Regions from separate parts of the Homo sapiens genome. Here region 1 is linked to region 2. A link is an interaction called in ENCODE POLR2A ChIA-PET data of the cell type or tissue named here. Cell type or tissue: K562. All regions are shown on one strand. Links, peaks and the distances in the headings refer to the core of each region. The heading gives the core; the rest is flanking DNA. Region 1 overlaps ENDOV (endonuclease V). Region 2 overlaps SLC26A11 (solute carrier family 26 member 11).

What was found. ChIA-PET counts read pairs that join two places held together with the same protein. Peaks named below come from ENCODE experiments on the same cell type or tissue, not always from the same donor. Only the 100,000 strongest peaks of a DNase experiment are listed, where the experiment ranks them.
Region 1: POLR2A ChIA-PET joins it to region 2 with 5 read pairs; 2 of 35 experiments call an interaction of 5 or more read pairs at or near these places.

Annotation. Positions count from the first base shown.
Region 1 is chr17:80,436,386-80,444,706 of GRCh38, forward strand. It overlaps ENDOV (endonuclease V), which reads left to right. Exons shown (of 10, transcript NM_173627.5): 10 at 1-1,701. Among named protein-coding and RNA genes, the nearest start is that of MIR4730, 21 kb to the left of the region's middle. RefSeq lists an enhancer at 5,087-5,753. In K562, for the core only: no CTCF peak of the experiment used is centred there; DNase peaks (open chromatin) are centred at 4,916 and 5,173; H3K27me3 peaks cover 4,681 bases.
Region 2 is chr17:80,234,480-80,242,800 of GRCh38, forward strand. SLC26A11 (solute carrier family 26 member 11) reads left to right here. Exons shown (of 18, transcript NM_001166347.2): 8 at 2,449-2,624; 9 at 3,043-3,115; 10 at 7,292-7,342. Among named protein-coding and RNA genes, the nearest start is that of SLC26A11, 18 kb to the left of the region's middle. RefSeq lists enhancers at 1,571-2,360, 2,361-3,148. In K562, for the core only: no CTCF peak of the experiment used is centred there; no DNase peak of the experiment used is centred there.

The DNA.
Region 1 (8,321 bases), core at 194-8,193, 200 kb after region 2:
TAGATGTGATGTGAGCTGTTAGATTTTCAAGGATGCTCTTCATCCAGCTGAAGACGGTCCCTTCTAGTCCTAATTTGTTAAGTGTTTTTATCCTTAAAGGGTACTGGATTTTGTCAAATGCTTTTCTGGCCTCTATTGAAAAGATCCTGTGTTCTTCTGTGAATATGAGGTGTTACATTGATTGATTTTCATATGTTGAGCCAGTTTCCATTTGTGGAATACATCTAACTCGGTCATGGTGTATAATCCATTTACTCTGCTGCTGAATGTGATTTGCTTGTATTTTGGTGCGGATTTTTACATCTGTATTTATAAGGGATATTGGTCTGGTGTTTTCTTATGATGTCTTCCTTTGGTTTTGATATCAGGATAATATTAGCCTCATAGATTGGGTTAGGAAATGTTCTCTCCTCCGTTTTTTTTGGAAGAGAGAGATTGGTGTTAATTCTTGCTAGAACCTTTGGTAGAATTTGCCAGTAAGCCTATCTGGTCTTGGGTCTTTGGGAGGATTTTGATTCGATTCAATCTATGTATTTGTTATAGATCGTTCGGATTGTCCATCCTTGAGTCAGTTGCTAGCTTGTGTGTTTCTTGGAGTTTTTCCGTTTCGTCCATGTTATCTCATCTGTTGGCATACCGTCGTTCACGGGATTTTATTGATGTGTGTGAGGTCTCTGAGAACGTCCCTGCCTTCACTCCTGCTTTTAGTCACTGGCATCTTCTTTTAACTTGGGCCATCTGGCCGTGCATGGTTTTGGGAGAGTCCTCCTTGACTCTGCAGATGCTGAGCAGTGATCTGGCTGGGAAAGGGGACCAGGAGTGCAGGGCACCTGCTGAGGACTCACCTAAGCCCAAGAGTCAGAGAGTCGGAGCTCCAACCACATCTGCCTGCATGCCTTTCCCAGGCTCTCCCCAGGCGGACAGCCAGCACCCCCTCCCCAAAGACCGGGCAGTTCCTGACCAGCACCCCACCAAGTCCTCAGTAAGGCCTGTCTTTGGGGGAGCAGGGTTTCAGGAGGACAGTGGGGGTGGTGTAGAACTCATGGCTGGCGGTTCCGGGCCTCTCAGGAAGCTTTGCCACTGGGCTTGGGGTTAAGTGGGTGTGGGGCTCCGAACCCTAAATGGGTGAGAGTTGAAATGAAAGCGGCACCTGTAGTCCGTTTGGGGTGCAGGTGTGTGCCAGGGGTCTTCAGCCCCGGCTGATGGCCACATGAACCACATGAGGAGAGGCAGGGCGTGTCAGCAGCAAACCTAAGTGTGTGCTCATTTCTGTGGGCCCTTACTCTGTGACACTGCAGCTCTCCAGAGAGACGCTTTGAAAACAAAACAGGAAAGAACACACGGCCCCGCGTCTGTTGCCTGAGTCACTGTATTCCTTAAAAGGTGAAGGACCCTGGTCCTTGGCTTTTCGTGCACATGAGAAAATGTTGGCCAAGGTTAGCGATTATGCTTCTGTAATCTGTAACCAGAAGTGCTCTTATGCCCAAACCTTGATGTGATTCTGCTGTAATGTAACTTCGGAGCCAGCTGGATGGATGTGACTGTGCAGGTCCTGAGCCCCGGCCCCCGTAACCAAGCAGTGGGCCGAGACACTGAGCCGGGCAGTCAAACAGGAGCTCTCTAAGGCTGCTCCCGGGCTGGGACCTGGGTCTAGGATTCTCAGTAAGACCTTTGAATAAAACTAACTTGAATTCTTCAAAAGCTTGATTTTTTTTCTTCAGTCAAAAGCATCTTGCAGAGATGCCAGCCCACCGTGGGGATGTGCAGTGGCAGCCCTGAGCTGGCCCAGCCCCTTTCCCCAAGGCTGCTCTGGGGAGGGGGGCGGGTTTGGGGGAGTAGAGTGCAGGGGATTGAAGCAGGGGAAACAGGGTGTGAGGGTCAAGGGGGGCTAGAATTGGGGGAGCAGGTTCACGGGCCAGGGGCTGGGCAGGGGTGGGCCTGGGCACCTGGTAGGTGGGGGAGCCCCAACTTCCCATCCCTGCGTCACACGCCCTTCCCCTGCAGGGTGGGGGTCTGCAGGGTTGGCATGTGCCCCCCTGCCCTGTCCCCACCCTACTCCCCGGCGGCAGGCAGAGGGGCGTGCAGGGGGGCCCTAAGTGCAGTGACGTCTCGACTCTGACTCCGACCCACAGAACTTTAAAAATAGGGCCGTGGTAAAGTCCGTCTCTACAGACCACAGCCTGCCCAGAGCTAAGAATATTCTTGAACCACTTAATAATTCAAGTCAGATCCAAATAGATTTTCCTGCTCACTTGCGGGCCTCTGTGTCCCTTTCCCAGGCCCCCACCCTGCCTGGAGGCTGGGAGGGAAAGACTCCAAGAAGCAGGTGGGCCTGGCCTTTGGAGCCTCTGAGACCCCAGCTGTCCTGCGTCCCCTCTCCTGTGGCACTCAGGATCAGAAGACACACCAGGGCTGGAGTGGTCCTTTAGGATCTGGCCAAGGTCAGGCCCCAGGGAGGGGCCCCTCTGGTGGTCCTAGCTGTCCCAAGCCCCACCCCTGCTCTGGCCACAGGCATTGGACTATTTGAATCTGGGTCTGAGCTGGGCCTTGGCCCCTTGCACAGCATCTGACCTGAGCCACGCACCTCTCATGGGGGCCCCGTCCTCCAGGGCCAAGGGCAGCATGAGCTCCAGGAGAGCCAGCCTCGCCCCTCACACCCTGGTAGCTGGTACACGCCCACCCCAGGGCCTGTGTCCTGCCTCCTCTGCGGAAGAGTCCCTGAAGGGCCTGGCCTGGGGCTCCTTGTCCTGGTGGAAGTGGCTGTGCACAGGCAACCAGGGCCCTGGGTTCCAGACCAAGGCCTCTGTACTTGTGTGCTGTGTGTGCTTGGGTAAGCCACCTCGCCTCTCTGAGCCTCTTATCAGTGGGACCGATGCTTTTAGAATAAGCTGTGGTGTTTGGGGCAGGAAGGGGTATCTGACGGGTGCCCTGAGGCCTGAGTCACCCTCTCCTCCAGGGGCAGTGCCCAAGCTGCAGACACCCCTCACCCATCCCTGTCTCCCCCCAGGCTCTGGTCTTTCAAACAGGAACTCAGGGTGAAGGGGTGCCACCTGGGAATGTTTGGGGGAGCCCACACTTGCTGGCGGGGAAGTGCTCACCAGCCTGGCCCCCCAACCCCGGCAGCAGCCCAGCCTTAGCAGTCCCTGCTGAACTTCCCTGGCCAGGCCCCGAGTGGAGTTTTACCAAATTATTAATTAAGGGCAAAGCCATGCTGCAGCGCTGACATCCAGATGAATAGCACGCAGTGTAATTAGGCGAGGTGTCATGGAGATGATGGAGTACAGCCTGCTAGCCCCAATTCACCTCCCCGGCAAGCAGGAGCAACTTCTCTGTGTCCTACCACCATGGGCGGCTGGTGTGGGGCCAGTAGGGGTGTGGCTAAAGGGGCCAGCTGACAGCTATTGCGGGTGCCACGGGCCCTGTGGACAGGGCTGGGCTCCTCCCCCAGGGACAGGCACCCCTTCCCCTCTGATTGCCATGGGCAGAACCCAAAAGGGAGTAAAGTGCAGAAAGGGGCAGGCAAGGTGGGAGGCAGGCTAAGGCAGGAGGGATGAGGACCAGGACAAATCCACAGATAGACCCGGAGCAGCCCAGAGAGGGGCATGGAGGGAGCACAGGAGGGCCGAGAGGGGCCGGGGAGGAGGTGCAGAATCCAGGAAGACAGGACAGGCCTCGGGGCCCTACCCTGGGGTTGCCTGGGCCTGACAGAGAGCTGGGAGCGGGGAGCAGCTTGAGAATTTTTGGTTTTGTTTTTTAGTTACTTACATTCATGTATTTTTGGTTGTTTGAGACGGAGTCTCGCTCTATCGCTGAGGTTGGAGTGCAATGGAGCAATCTTGGCTCACTGCAACGTCTGTCTCCCGGGTTCGAGCAATTCTCCTGCCTCAGCCTCCTGAGTAGCTGGGATTACAGGCGCCCGCCACCACACCCAGCCAATTTTTGTATTTTTAGTAGAGACGGGGTTTCACCATGTTGGCCAGGCTGGTCTCGAACTCCTGACCTCAATGATCCACCCGCCTCAGCCTCCCAAAGTGCTGGGATTACAGACATAAGCCACCGCTCCCTGCCTACATTTCATGTATGCTTTTAATCAACATCATAAATTGACAGTTTTAATAATCGAATAGTACTACAAGGCTTCTGACGAAAAACCACACCTCTTTCCTGATTCCCCCTTCTCAGAGGCAACCTTTTCTGTGATTGTAGCTGATTCTCTTTGGTATTTACTTCCGAATAGCCATGCTCATGTTGCTGCTGGTGCTGCTTTTTTTTTTCTCCTTTTCAGATTGAGAAATTTACCCATGTCCTTCCCACGATGGCGGCTGAAAGCTTGTTCTCTCACACGTGCCCCCCCACACTCTCCCACCAGCTTCTCCTTTTGATTGAATCAGAATTCAATGTATGCACTATTATTTCTCAGCACACACTCTTCCCAGCTGAGTAATGTATTGTAATTACATTTCCTTTCTTGTACAACCACTTATTTTTCCTGGACTTAATAATTGCCTCATTTAGGGGATTGGGTTGATATTCTGTGTACCCATTACTTATTTATCCCCAAACCCTGCCATGGAAGTATAAATCTCCTTTTGGTTCATTAAAAACATCCGGCCCATCTGGGCACAGTGGCTCACGCCTGTAATCCCAACAGTTTGGGAGGCCGAGGCGGGAGAATTGCTTGAGCCCAGTAGTTCGAGACCAACTTGACAACATAGCGAAACCCCATCTCCATCACTATTTAGTTTTAAATAAAAGATATTTTTAAAATTAAAAACATCCAGGCCAGGCTGCGCTGGGCCCGCCTCACTGTAGGGGGCTGCGCTGGGCCCGCCTCACTGTCGGGGGCTGCGCTGGGCCTGCCTCACTGCACGGGAAGTGTGCTGCCGCTGTCCTTGGTGCTGAAGTCAAGGCTGGGGCCGGAGCCTCTCCTCCAGCCTCACTCCTCTTCAGCTTCCGCCCTGCTTCGCCTCCATTCCTGCCCAAGACCCCCTGGGGAGCAGACCCCAGGCCCTCCTCAAGACTGCCGACCCCAGCCCTCGTCCCAGCCCAGGCCATCTCTCCCAGGCCTTGCCTTTCTGTACCAGGTGGTCTTCCTCCCCAGGGGGCTCCTCCCCGCAGCCCTGGCAGACAGCTTGAATCCTGGAGTTGCAGCAGGTGGGTGTCTGAGTGGAGCTCCCTTGTGTATAATCAGAACTCTCCAGGTTACATGTGACAAAAACCAACTTAAGCAAAGCTGGGACCTCGTTAGTTCACTCCAGGAGGCAGCGCCGCCCTGCATGGCCTGGCCTTGGCTCCCTCCCTCTCCGGGAGGCTGCTCCCTCATCAGCCCAGCCTCACTTCCTCACCCACATAACAATCCTTGGCAGAGTGAGCCCTGCTGTTCCAGCGGCCCCAGTGGCCCCAGCGAAGGCCCCACGCCGACACTTGTTGGCTGGCCAGGCTTGAGTCACATGCCTTCCCCTGAACCCCTCACTGTGGCCTGGGGTCGGGGGGCCAAGTGCCCAGTGCAGAGCTAGGGCCTGGAGCAGCCTCAGTGCACCTTGTGGAGAGGGGGACTTCTCAGTAGAACAGCACTCTTGCCAGGAGAAGGAACACCTGGTTGAGAAAACCGAGGTCAGGTGACCTTCTCAAGAAGGGTCAGTGGCTTCAGGATCTCTCATAAAGCTTCATCTCCAAGGCCCAAGGAGAGCAACAGTGTCCCATCTTGTCTCCAGGTAATTCTATTCCGGTGCCAGCAGAGAACAGCGTGATTAAGCCTCCATTATTAACTTGCCAATCTTGTTTCTGGGGCACAGACGCTAACGGCTTAGGGGACCCAGTTGGCATATAATGAGGTCTCCATGACAAATTACTTGGTTATCAATTAACTATCTGGGGAAATGTCAAGCAGGATCCATCATGCTGGCAGGAAGAGAGAGCCAATTAACCCAGGGCAGTTCATCCAACCCACCGTCGCTGCGTCCAGCAGGGCCAGGAATGAGAGAAAGGGCCTGTGGAGCCCAGAGCAGGGCAGTTCCTCCACCCCCCCAGGGACGGTGTGACACCGGCTGCGGCTACACTGGTGGCAGCTTCTGCAGTCATGCCTCGCGTGCTCGGCGCACCACTCTTGCCTGTACCTGTCTCTGTCCATTCATTCATTCATTCCACAGTCACCTGCATGTCAGACCTGGACCAGGCACGGATGGGAGAGGTGACTGAGGGCTGAGGTTAGGGAGGGACACACGTGCAGACTGCAGACAGGTGTCCCTGTCTTGTGTGGTCTCTGCAGTCAGCAAGATGGGTAACAGCATCCTCAGGACAGGGAGGAAAGAAGAGTTCATTCTAAAGGTGGTGGGGGGACAGAGAGAGCATCATAGCTGGGAGGAGAGAAGAGTTCATTTTAAGGGGGTGGGCGGGGGACAGCATCACAGAGCTGGGAGAAGAGTTCATTCTAAGGGGGTAACGGGGGGACAAAGCATCACAGAGCTGGGAGGAGGAGAGAAGAGTTTGTTCTAAAAGTGGGGGGCACAGAACATCATAGAGCTGGGAGGAGAGAAGAATTCATTTTAAGGCGGTAAGGAGGGGACAGCATCACAGAGCTGGGAGAAGAGTTCATTTTAAGAGAGGGTGACAGAGTGTCTCAGAGCCAGGAGGAGGAGAGAAGAGTTCATTCTAAGGTGGGGGACAGAGCATCACAGAGCTGGGAGAAGAGTTCATTCTAAGGGGCGGGGGACAGAGAGACACAGAGAGACTCTGTGACAGCATCACAGAGCTGGGAGGAGGAGAGAAGAGTTCATTCTAAGTGGGGGTTGGGGGGTGGGGGCAGGACAGAGTGCATCACGGAGCTGGGAGGTGGAGGAGGAGAAGCCAGGTCCCTGAGACAAGGGGCAGGGTGGGTGGCCACCAGGCAGAGGGTGCCCAGGCACAGCAGGGGACGGGGCTGCTCCAGGCTTGGGCAAGGGACCATTGACTGTGCACTGTCCGGACCTGAGCAGAATCTGGCTCTGCCGTCGCTGTGCTGGGAGACCTTGAAACAGTTTAGTAAAACCTCGCCGGGCCTCTGTTTTCTTATCTATAAAATGGGGATAATAACCCCCAGTTCTGGGAGTGTTGTGGGAACTAACACTGTGGCCCCCACTTGGTGCTGGCTGAACCTGGTTCCTCCTTCTCCTCCCTACAAGAGAGGCCTTGGACCCACCTCACTGGTGAAGGCTCCCAGGGTGCACATGCCGGAGCAGAGGCGCAGGGAGGAGGGAGGCATCCTGGAGGAGGTGGCTTGGGCTGTCCTGGAGGAGGGAGGTGGCTTGGGCTGACGGCCGGCACACGGACGGGCCCGAGGCCGAGTGGCAGGGTCGGGGACTTTGGTCACTTATCAAAGTCAAAGCCCAGGACTTTTTGGGTTTTGCTTTGTTTTCAGCAAAGGCCCTTGGGTCACCTGCGATGTGTCCCACCCTTGTGAGAACCAGTGACGAAGCCCTGGCCCTACCCTGTCCCCTGGCCTTTGCCTGTGCCCCCACCCCGCCCCTCTGGTAGCCCCCTCCCCTTGCCTACTTGGGGGTGATTGGCAGCTGCCTCTTCCCAGCCCCCCAGGCCATGGCACGGAGCCTCAAGCCTATTCATGATGCGGACATATGGCACCTCCACGGGGGGCTTGGAGGAAACTGCCAATTGCGAGAGTGCAGCGTGTCCCCATTCCAGCCCTGCCGGAGCAAAACAAACGCAAGTCGCGAGGGGAGCAGAGGCGGCCCGGGGGCGTGCGCATGTGTGCGGGTGTGCCTGTGTGTCTGCAGCTCACACCGCGGGGGTGCCGGGAGGAGGGGGGCTGCCCGATCCTTGGGAGTCTGCGGCTTTCAGACGCTCCTGGGGGCTCGGCTACTGGGGTCCTAAGGAGGCGAGCTGGCCCCCTCATTCCGCCCCGCAGGCCGTGCCTCTCCTGTCTTGAGGCCGCTTTTGCCTCCCCACACCTCTTACCCAGGACGCTGGGCTGGAGGCTGTGAACAGCCCTGGGAGCAGATCCCAGAGATGCTCTCATTCTTTCCGGAATCAGGACGTTCCCCCCAGTGTCAAGCCCAAGTCCCCAGGGCTCCAGGCTTAGCCAAACTCTTCTGTTTTATTGGAGGTGGCACCACCCCCATATCAGTGGGGGCACTGCAGCCACCAGTGCATGGCCCCCTAGGCCCCTGCCCCATGCTGGGCTCACCCTCCTGTGCCCAGCTGGGGACCCAGGCATGACAAAGCCCTGCTCCTGCGGCAGGGGAGGGCGTGGGGGGGTGGGGGGGCGTGGGGAGGGAGTGGGGAGGGCTGCAGGGGAGGGCGTGGGGAGGGCGTGGGGAGAGGCTGGC
Region 2 (8,321 bases), core at 278-8,277:
TTGTTTTTTGTTTTCTGTGTTTATGCTTGTGATTCATTGAACTTCTTAGACATGTGGGTTTGCAGTTTCATCAAATTTGGAAAATAAACACCCATCTTTTCGTGAAATCTTTGTACTGTCCCCCTATGCGATTCCACAGACTTTCTTTGCAGAATCCCCTGTCTGTATTTCAGGCACCTCGAAGGTGTTCCCACAGCTCACTTGGGATTTTCAGCCTTCTCCTTTGTGTGTTTCATTTTGGATAGTTTCTGCTGCTACATTTTAGTCTTTTTTTTCTGTAATGTCTCAGCTGTTGTAATTGCACCAAGTGCTTGTTCCGTCTCAGACACTGTGGTTTTCATTTCTAGAAATCCAGTTTGAATCTTTTTTTTTCTTTTTTTTTTTTTTTAAGATGGAGTTTCGCTCTGTTGTCCAGGCTGGAGTGCAATGGCGCGGTCTTGGCTCACTGTAACCTCTGCCTCCCGGCTTCAAGTGGTTTTCCTGCCTCAGCCTCCCAGGTAGCTGGGATTATAGGCATCCACCACCATGCCCAGCTAATTTTTGTATTTTTAGTAAAGACAGAGCTTCACTGTGTTGGCTGGGCCAGTCTCGAATTCCTGACTTCAGGTGATTCAGCTGCCTCGGCCTCCCAAAGTGCTGGGATTACAGGCGTGAGCTACCGTGCCCAGCCTCAATTTGAATCTTTTAAAATGTATTTTCTACATCTTTACTTAACAGTTGCAATCTTTCCTCTGTTTTTTTTTTAAGTATATGGAATTTGGTTACAGTTATTCTTTTAATGTCCTATTAACTAAATTACATTTGGTTACAGTTACTCTTTTAATGTCCTGTTAATTCTGTCATCTTTAACTATGTTACTTTTGGGTCTTTTTTTTATTTTTTATTTTTATTTTTTGAGACAGGGTCTCACTGTGTCACCCAGGCTAGAGTACAGTGGCATGATCATGGTTCACTATAGCCTCAACCTCCCAGGCTCAAGTTATCATCTCACCTCAGCCCCCCAAGTAGCTGGGACTATAGGCATATGCCACCATGCTCAACTAATTTTTTATTTTTTGTGGAGACAGTGTCTCACTAATTTGCTCAGGCTGGCCTCAAACTTCTGGGCTCAAGCAGTCCTCCTGTCTTGGCTTCCCAAAGTGTTGGGATTACAGGCATGGGCCACTGCACCCAGCCATATTTTCCTGCTTCTTTGCATGCCTAGTAATTTTTGTTTGGATGGATGCTAGACTTTGTGAGTTTGAGGTTATTGCGTGCTGGATATTTTTGTATTCTATAAATCTTCTTGAGCTTTGTTCTGGGATACAGTTAAGTTACTTAGGACAGTTCGATCCATTTAGGTCTTACTTTTAAGCTTTGTGAGCTGGACCAGAGCAGTGTTCATTCTAGGGCAAGCCTAATTTGGCCCACCACTTGATTTTGTAAATAAAGTTTTATTGGAAAATCACTCCCATTCATTTACATGGTCAATGTCAGGTTTTATGCAATAATAACAGACTTGAGTAGTTGCGCCAGAGACTTTATGGCCCACAAAGCAAAAAGTTTTTAGTATTTAGCCCTTTACAGAAAACATTTGCCAACCCCAGGCCTTGGGCTAATCTTCCCCACTGCTGAGGTAAAACCCTCTGGAGTCCCTGATGCTCCATGAATTATGAGGGTTTTTTACTCTGGTGTGAATCCTTGGGATTGTCCCTTGTAACCCTCTTTGTGACTCTTCCCCACTGTGGGTTTGGGTCATTTTCGCCCAGCTTTGCCTCGACCAGTTCTCTGCTGCACATCCGAGGGCACCTCTGCAGATCTCTGCAGCTCTGTCTCCGGCTGCCCTCTCTGCTCCTGTGACCTTGCGGTCAGCTCCAGCTGCAGGCCTCCTCAGACTTCCTCCCAGCATTGCCCCCTGAACTCAGGGAAACCCCTGGGCTCTGCTAGGGGGTCCCCTCCATACACATGGGGACCATCGGGGAAACCGTAGGCAGCCGGCGGGGCAGTGATAGACTCACCTCCCTTGTTTCCCTGTGGCCGTCATGGCTGCTGTCCCGCGTCTTAGTGGCCATCATGTCCACTGTCCCGCATCTTGGAGGCCATTGTTTCTGTTGTTTGGGAAAGGGGGTAAATCTGGTTTCTTCCTCCTTTGTGCTTTGAGGTGGATGTGCCCTGGGCCACCTGATTTCAGAGAGTCTTTGCCGCGGTGCACGATGTCCAGTCACCTGGAGCTTGGCAGCAGGTGGCATGTGCACCTGTCCGCAGCCTGCAGCTCTGCCGTCCCACCTGCTTATGCTGCCACATAGCATTTATGTCTGTGTTGTGTTTCCCAGAGTGCAGAGTGAGGACTGTGGCCCGGTGGGGGCGTCTCCTGCCTCTGGGATGTCTGCCCCAGTAACCTGGAGGCAGCCGCGCTACCCCACACTCGCCGGGAGCAGGGTCTCGGACGCACCTCTCCTTCTCTCCTAGCTCGCAACGCCCTGGTGGTCTCCTTCGCAGCCCTGGTTGCGTACTCCTTCGAGGTGACTGGATACCAGCCTTTCATCCTAACAGGGGAGACAGCTGAGGGGCTCCCTCCAGTCCGGATCCCGCCCTTCTCAGTGACCACAGCCAACGGGACGATCTCCTTCACCGAGATGGTGCAGGTGGGCGGAGCCGGGAGGCAGGATGGCGTGGCTGAGGCTGCGGTGGCCCCTGGCCTGGCTCCTACCCTGATGTATCTGCTGGGTGCCAGGGGGTCTGAGGTCAGTTAGGACAGCTGAGTCCTCAGGAACGGACATCTCAGTTATTAAAGAATCCCAGGTTGGATGCAAACTCAGCGAGCTCAGGGATGTCACGTTTGTGTTCAGGGGCGCTTCTCCTGTTTTGGACTCCAGCTGAGGATGAATTTACCGTGTTCCTCCCAGCACCTGGCGCCTCTTCAGACAAGGAGGCGGATCCTGCAGCTGACAAGCACTTGCTCCTGTTACCTGTGGGGCGGGGTGGGTCCTTGCTGCTTTCATGGGTCACTGCTGGGTCCTACCCCTTAGGAAGGTCACTCACCATCCCTCTCTCCTCTCTCAGGACATGGGAGCCGGGCTGGCCGTGGTGCCCCTGATGGGCCTCCTGGAGAGCATTGCGGTGGCCAAAGCCTTCGGTAAGACGCCTGTCACCCACACCCCAGGTCTCCCAGTGCGCCGGCTGGGCTAGGCCTGCCTGCTTTCTAGCTTGCCTTTATCCGTTACTAGTTTTAGAAATTTGAATTCATATCCAAGTAATACATGCTCATGATAGATACATATGTATTGTGTATATATGATAAAACTGGATCTATAATGAGGCATGCCCTCCCACCCCATGGTGTGCTGGTGAGTGTTGTAACAGCCTCTGCTGTTTGTGGAAATAAAAGGTTTTGCTTCGTGGCCCTTGCCGATGTCCACGGTGTAAACGCTGCTGTCTGATTTTAAGGTAACGTCACTGAAAGGGGAGTTTGCACATGGAGCTGGGTTGAGATCTGCATGAACAATCATATTCTATGGTGTCTCCACCATGTAGATACAGTGGGTGCAAATAACCTCATCAGTAGTAGCCAAATGCCAAATAAATTAGGAAGTGATGAGTTTTAAGTATTATCTTTGGGCCAGGCATGGTGGCCCAGGCCTGTAATCCCAACACTTTGGGAGGCTGAGACGGGAGGATCACTTGAGCTCAGGAGTTTGAAACCCACCTAGGCAACGTAACGAGACCTCGTTTCTATTAAAAATAAAAATTAGCTGGGCATGGAGCACACCTGTGGTACCAGCTTCTCAGAAGGCTGAGGCAGGAGGATCACTTGAGCCCGGGAGGTCGAGGTGGCATTGAGCTGTGATAGTGCCACTGCACTCCAGCCTGGGCAGCAGAACAAGATCCTGTATTATCTGTTTAATTGAAAGTTTTAATTTAATTGGTAATAATGGCTATGTTTAGTAACAGGCTCACAAAACTCCTAAACATTGAGCAACATGCTTTATTCAGCTGGCTCAGCCCATCGGCCAGCCCCTCCTCGCCCCCAGGGAGGCAGGGAACCCTTCGTCTCCTTCAGTGTCTGTTTTGAGTCAGCATCTCTAGATTCCCTCCTTGCAGCTCCGTCCTTCACTCGCTCCACTCCTGCCAGCTTTGTATTGTCTGTGCGGATGACACCTTCGTTCTGTCTTGTCACCGTCATTTAGTCCTTCTTGCGTTTGGGTTTATGTTGATTCTAAAGGTTACAGCCCAGTTACCAGTGTATGTTACTGTGACTGTGTAAATCGTGTTTACTGCCTAGCCCAGGCTGTGCCAGGGTAAAGTTCCTTCTCCAAAGTCCCAGTGCTCTAACCCTTACCCCCTTCAAAGGAGTTTTTTTTGTTTTTTGTTTTTTTTTTTTTTTGGAGACAGAGTCTCACTCTGTGGCCCAGGCTGGAGTGCAGTGGCACGATCTCTGCTCACTGCAACCTCCGCTTCCCAGGTTTAAGCAATTCTCATGCCTCAGTCTCCCAGGTAGCTGGGAATACAGGCATGCGCCACCACGCCCAACTAATATTCTATACTTTTAGTAGAGACAGGGTCTCACTATGTTGGCCAGGCTGGTCTCAAGTGATCTGCCCACCTGGGCCTCCCAGTAATTTTTTTTTTTTTTTTTTTTGAGATAGTGTTTCACTCTTGTTGCCCATGCTGGGTGCAATGGTGTGATCTTGGCTCACCGCAACCTCCGCCCCCCAGGTTCCAGCAATTATCCTGCCTCAGCCTCCCAAGTAGCTGGGATTACGGGTGCGCACCAACATGCCTGGCTAATTTTGTATTTTTAGTAGAGATGGGGTTTCTCCATGTTGATCATACTGGTCTCAAACTCCTGACCTCAGGTAATCCGCCCACCTCAGCCTCCCAAAGTGCTGGGATTACAGGTGTGAGCCACCATGCTCAGCCCTCCAGTAATTTCTTTTTTTTTTTTTTTCGAGACGGAGTCTCGCTCTGTCGCCCAGGCTGGAGTGCAGTGGCGTGATCTCGGCTCACTGCAAGCTCCGCCTCCTGGGTTCACGCCATTCTCCTGCCTCAGCCTCCCGAGTAGCTGGGACTACAGGCGTCCGCCACCACGCCCAGCTAATTTTTTGTATTTTTAGTAGAGACGGGGTTTCACCGTGGTCTCGATCTCCTGACCTCGTGATCTGCCTGCCTTAGCCTCTCAAAGTGCTGGGATTACAGGCGTGAGCCACTGTGCCCGGCCGTAATTTTTTAATTGTAGAGACAAGGTCTCACTTTGTGGCCCAGGCTGACCTCAAACTCCTGAGTTCAAGTGATCCTCCTGCCTCGGCTTTCAAAAGTGCTAGGATTACAGGCCTGAGCCATCGTGCCCGGCCAGTTTTTACATTTCTGAATGGTTGGAAAAAGTCCAAATAATAATAATATTTTGTGACATGTGAAAAGTATATGAAATCCAGATCTCATGTTTACAAATAAAGTCAGTTGGAGCGTGGCTGTGCCACTTGGGGATGTGCTGTCCGTGGCTGCTTTCGTGGCACCACAGCAGAGTTGCGTAGCTGCAGCAGTGACTGCAGGGCCCACAAAGCCTAAAATATCGACAAGTTGGTCCCTTACAGAAAAGCTGGCCCTTTATAGAAAAGCTTGCCAACCTCAGCTGGGTGCGGTGGCACACGCCTGTAGTCCCAGCACTTTGGGAGGCCGAGGCGGGTGGATCACAAGGTCAGGAGATGGAGACCATCCTGGCTAACACAGTGAAACCCCGTCTCTACTAAAAATACAAAAAATTAGCCAGGCGTGGTGGCGGGCGCCTGTAGTCCCAGCTCCTCGGGAGGCTGAGGCAGGAGAATGGCGTGAACCCGGGAGGCGGAGCTTGCAGTGAGCCAAGATCGCGCCACTGTACTCCAGCCTGGGCGACAGAGCAAGACTCCGTCTCAAAAAAAAAAGTTTGCCAACCTCTGTCTTAGATCCATGCTCCTGTGCCTTCCCCTAAAACCTTCGCCTGCTCACCTCTCTGAGATGGCCCGTCTTAGACTTTCCAGTCATCTCAACTGGTCATAAAGAGGTTTCCAGTTTAAAATGTTTTTCTCGGCCGGGTGCAGTGGCTCACGTCTGTAATCCCAGCACTTTGGGAGGCCAAGGTGGGCGGATCACCTGAGGTCAGGAGTTCGACACAAGCCTGACCAACATGGTGAAACCCCGTCTCTACTAAAAATGCAAAAATTAGCTGTGCGTGGTGGCATGCCCCTGTAGTCCCAGCTACTCAGGAGGCTAAGGCAGGAGAATCTCTTGAACCCGGGAGGCAGAGGTTGCGGTGAGCCAAGATCACTCCACTGCACTCCAGCCTGGGTGACAGAGCAAGACTCCATCTAACAAAATGAAAATAATAAAATAAAATGGTTTTCTTATTATAAAAAGCATTGTAATCCCAACACGTTGGGAGGCCTAGGCAGGAGGATTGCTTGAGCTTAGGAGTTTGAAACCCACTTAGGCAACTTAACAAGACCTCATTTCTATTGAAAATAAAATTAGCCGGGCATGGACCACACCTGTGGTACCAGCTGCTCAGGAGCCTAAGGCAGGAGGATCACTTGAGCCCAGGAGGTCAAGGTGGCATTGAGCTGTGATAGTGCCACTGCACTCCAGCCTGGGTGGCAGAACAAGATCCTGTACTATCTGTTTAATTGAAAGTTTTAATTTAATTGGTAATAATGGCTGTGTTTATTAATATACATTCATTGTAGAAAATGTCAAGAGTGCAGAAACGAGTAAAGAAGAGACAAATCACCCATAATCCCTTTTACTACCACAATTAACTACTGCTTACATGTTTTCTTGTTGTTGTTTGAGACAGGGTCTCACTCTGTCGCCCAGACTGGAGTGCGGTGGCACGATCTCATCTCACTGCAGCCTCAACCTCCTAGGCTCAAACCATCCTCCCGCCTCAGCGTCCTGAATATCTGGGACTATAGGCACACACCACCATGCTTGGCTAATTTTTGTATTTTTTGTAGAGATGAGATTTTGCCATGTTGCCCAGGCTGGTCTCGAACTCCTGGGCTCAAGCGATCCTCCTGCCTTGGCCTCTAAAAGTGCTGCGATTATAGCTGTGAGCCACCATACCTGGCCTGATTACATGGTACTGTACCTCTTTCCACTCTGTGATACATTCAAGCACATGTTTACACGCACATATATGTGAATATTTTAGATGTGTATTCTTAGATTTACAAAACTTATTGCCGTGTGTAGAAATTCATAATCTGTGTTACATTTTGTGAATACTTTTTGAGCGATGTTGAATATTACTGACCAGGTCTTTACCGTTGGTTCCCTTTAGCATCTCAGAATAATTACCGCATCGATGCCAACCAGGAGCTGCTGGCCATCGGTAAGACCCCAGCCGCGGGAAGGAAGACACCAGCTGTGGGCCTCCAGGGTCCCAGGCCTGCCCCTCTGTGTCTCCTGCATTGTAGGAAGACCATGATGGTGGTGATGAACTGGGAGGGCAAAGGTGGCCCCAGATGGGATCTTCTGGAATATTTAGTTTTGTTTTGGGTTTTTGAGATGGAGTCTCACTCTGTTGCCCAGGCAGGAGTGCAGTGGCACGATCTTGGCTCACTACAACCTCTGCCTCCTGGGTTCAAGTGATTCTCCTGCCTCAGCCTCCCAAGTAGCTGGGATTAAAGGCATATGCCACCATGCATGGCTAATTTTTGTGTTTTTAGTAGAGACAGGGTTTCACCATGTTGGCCAGGCTGGTCTCGAACTCCCGACCTCAGGTGATCTGCCTGCCTCGGCCTCCCAAAGTGCTGAGGTTACAGGCATGAGCTACTGCGCCTGGCTCTTCCAGAATATTAACAAGGACTCATTCCCAGACCTCCACACTGCTCAGTTTAACCCCTAAGAACAAGGAGCTGACATCTGTTGTCTGTTCTACCACTTATTGAGCACCTGCTGTGTACCTGACCCTGAGGTCTGTGGCCTTGGTCTAGATCCAGGAACACCTGGAATGTCCCACCTCGGGGAGGGAGCACCTAGTGCCGGGGGTCAAGAGGGGAAGGCTGTGGCCGGGGGAATCGAGAGGAGTCTTCTGATTGTGCCCGCACCCTGCCCTGTGCCTCCCTCCAGGCAGGGGCAGGTGGATTCATGAAGACTCGGGGGCCCCAAGTTGCCTGCCTGTGGATGGGGGTCATGCCCGCTTTCACGGTTTAGTTCCCTTTTGTTACGTCTCTGCGGGCTGACTTCTTAGTGGTATATTTCGAGACCACAGTGTGAATCTTTTTGTGTGTGTGAGAGACTGAATCTTGCTTTGTCACCCAGGCTAGAGTGCAGTGGTACAATCTCGGCTCACTGCAACCTCTGCCTTC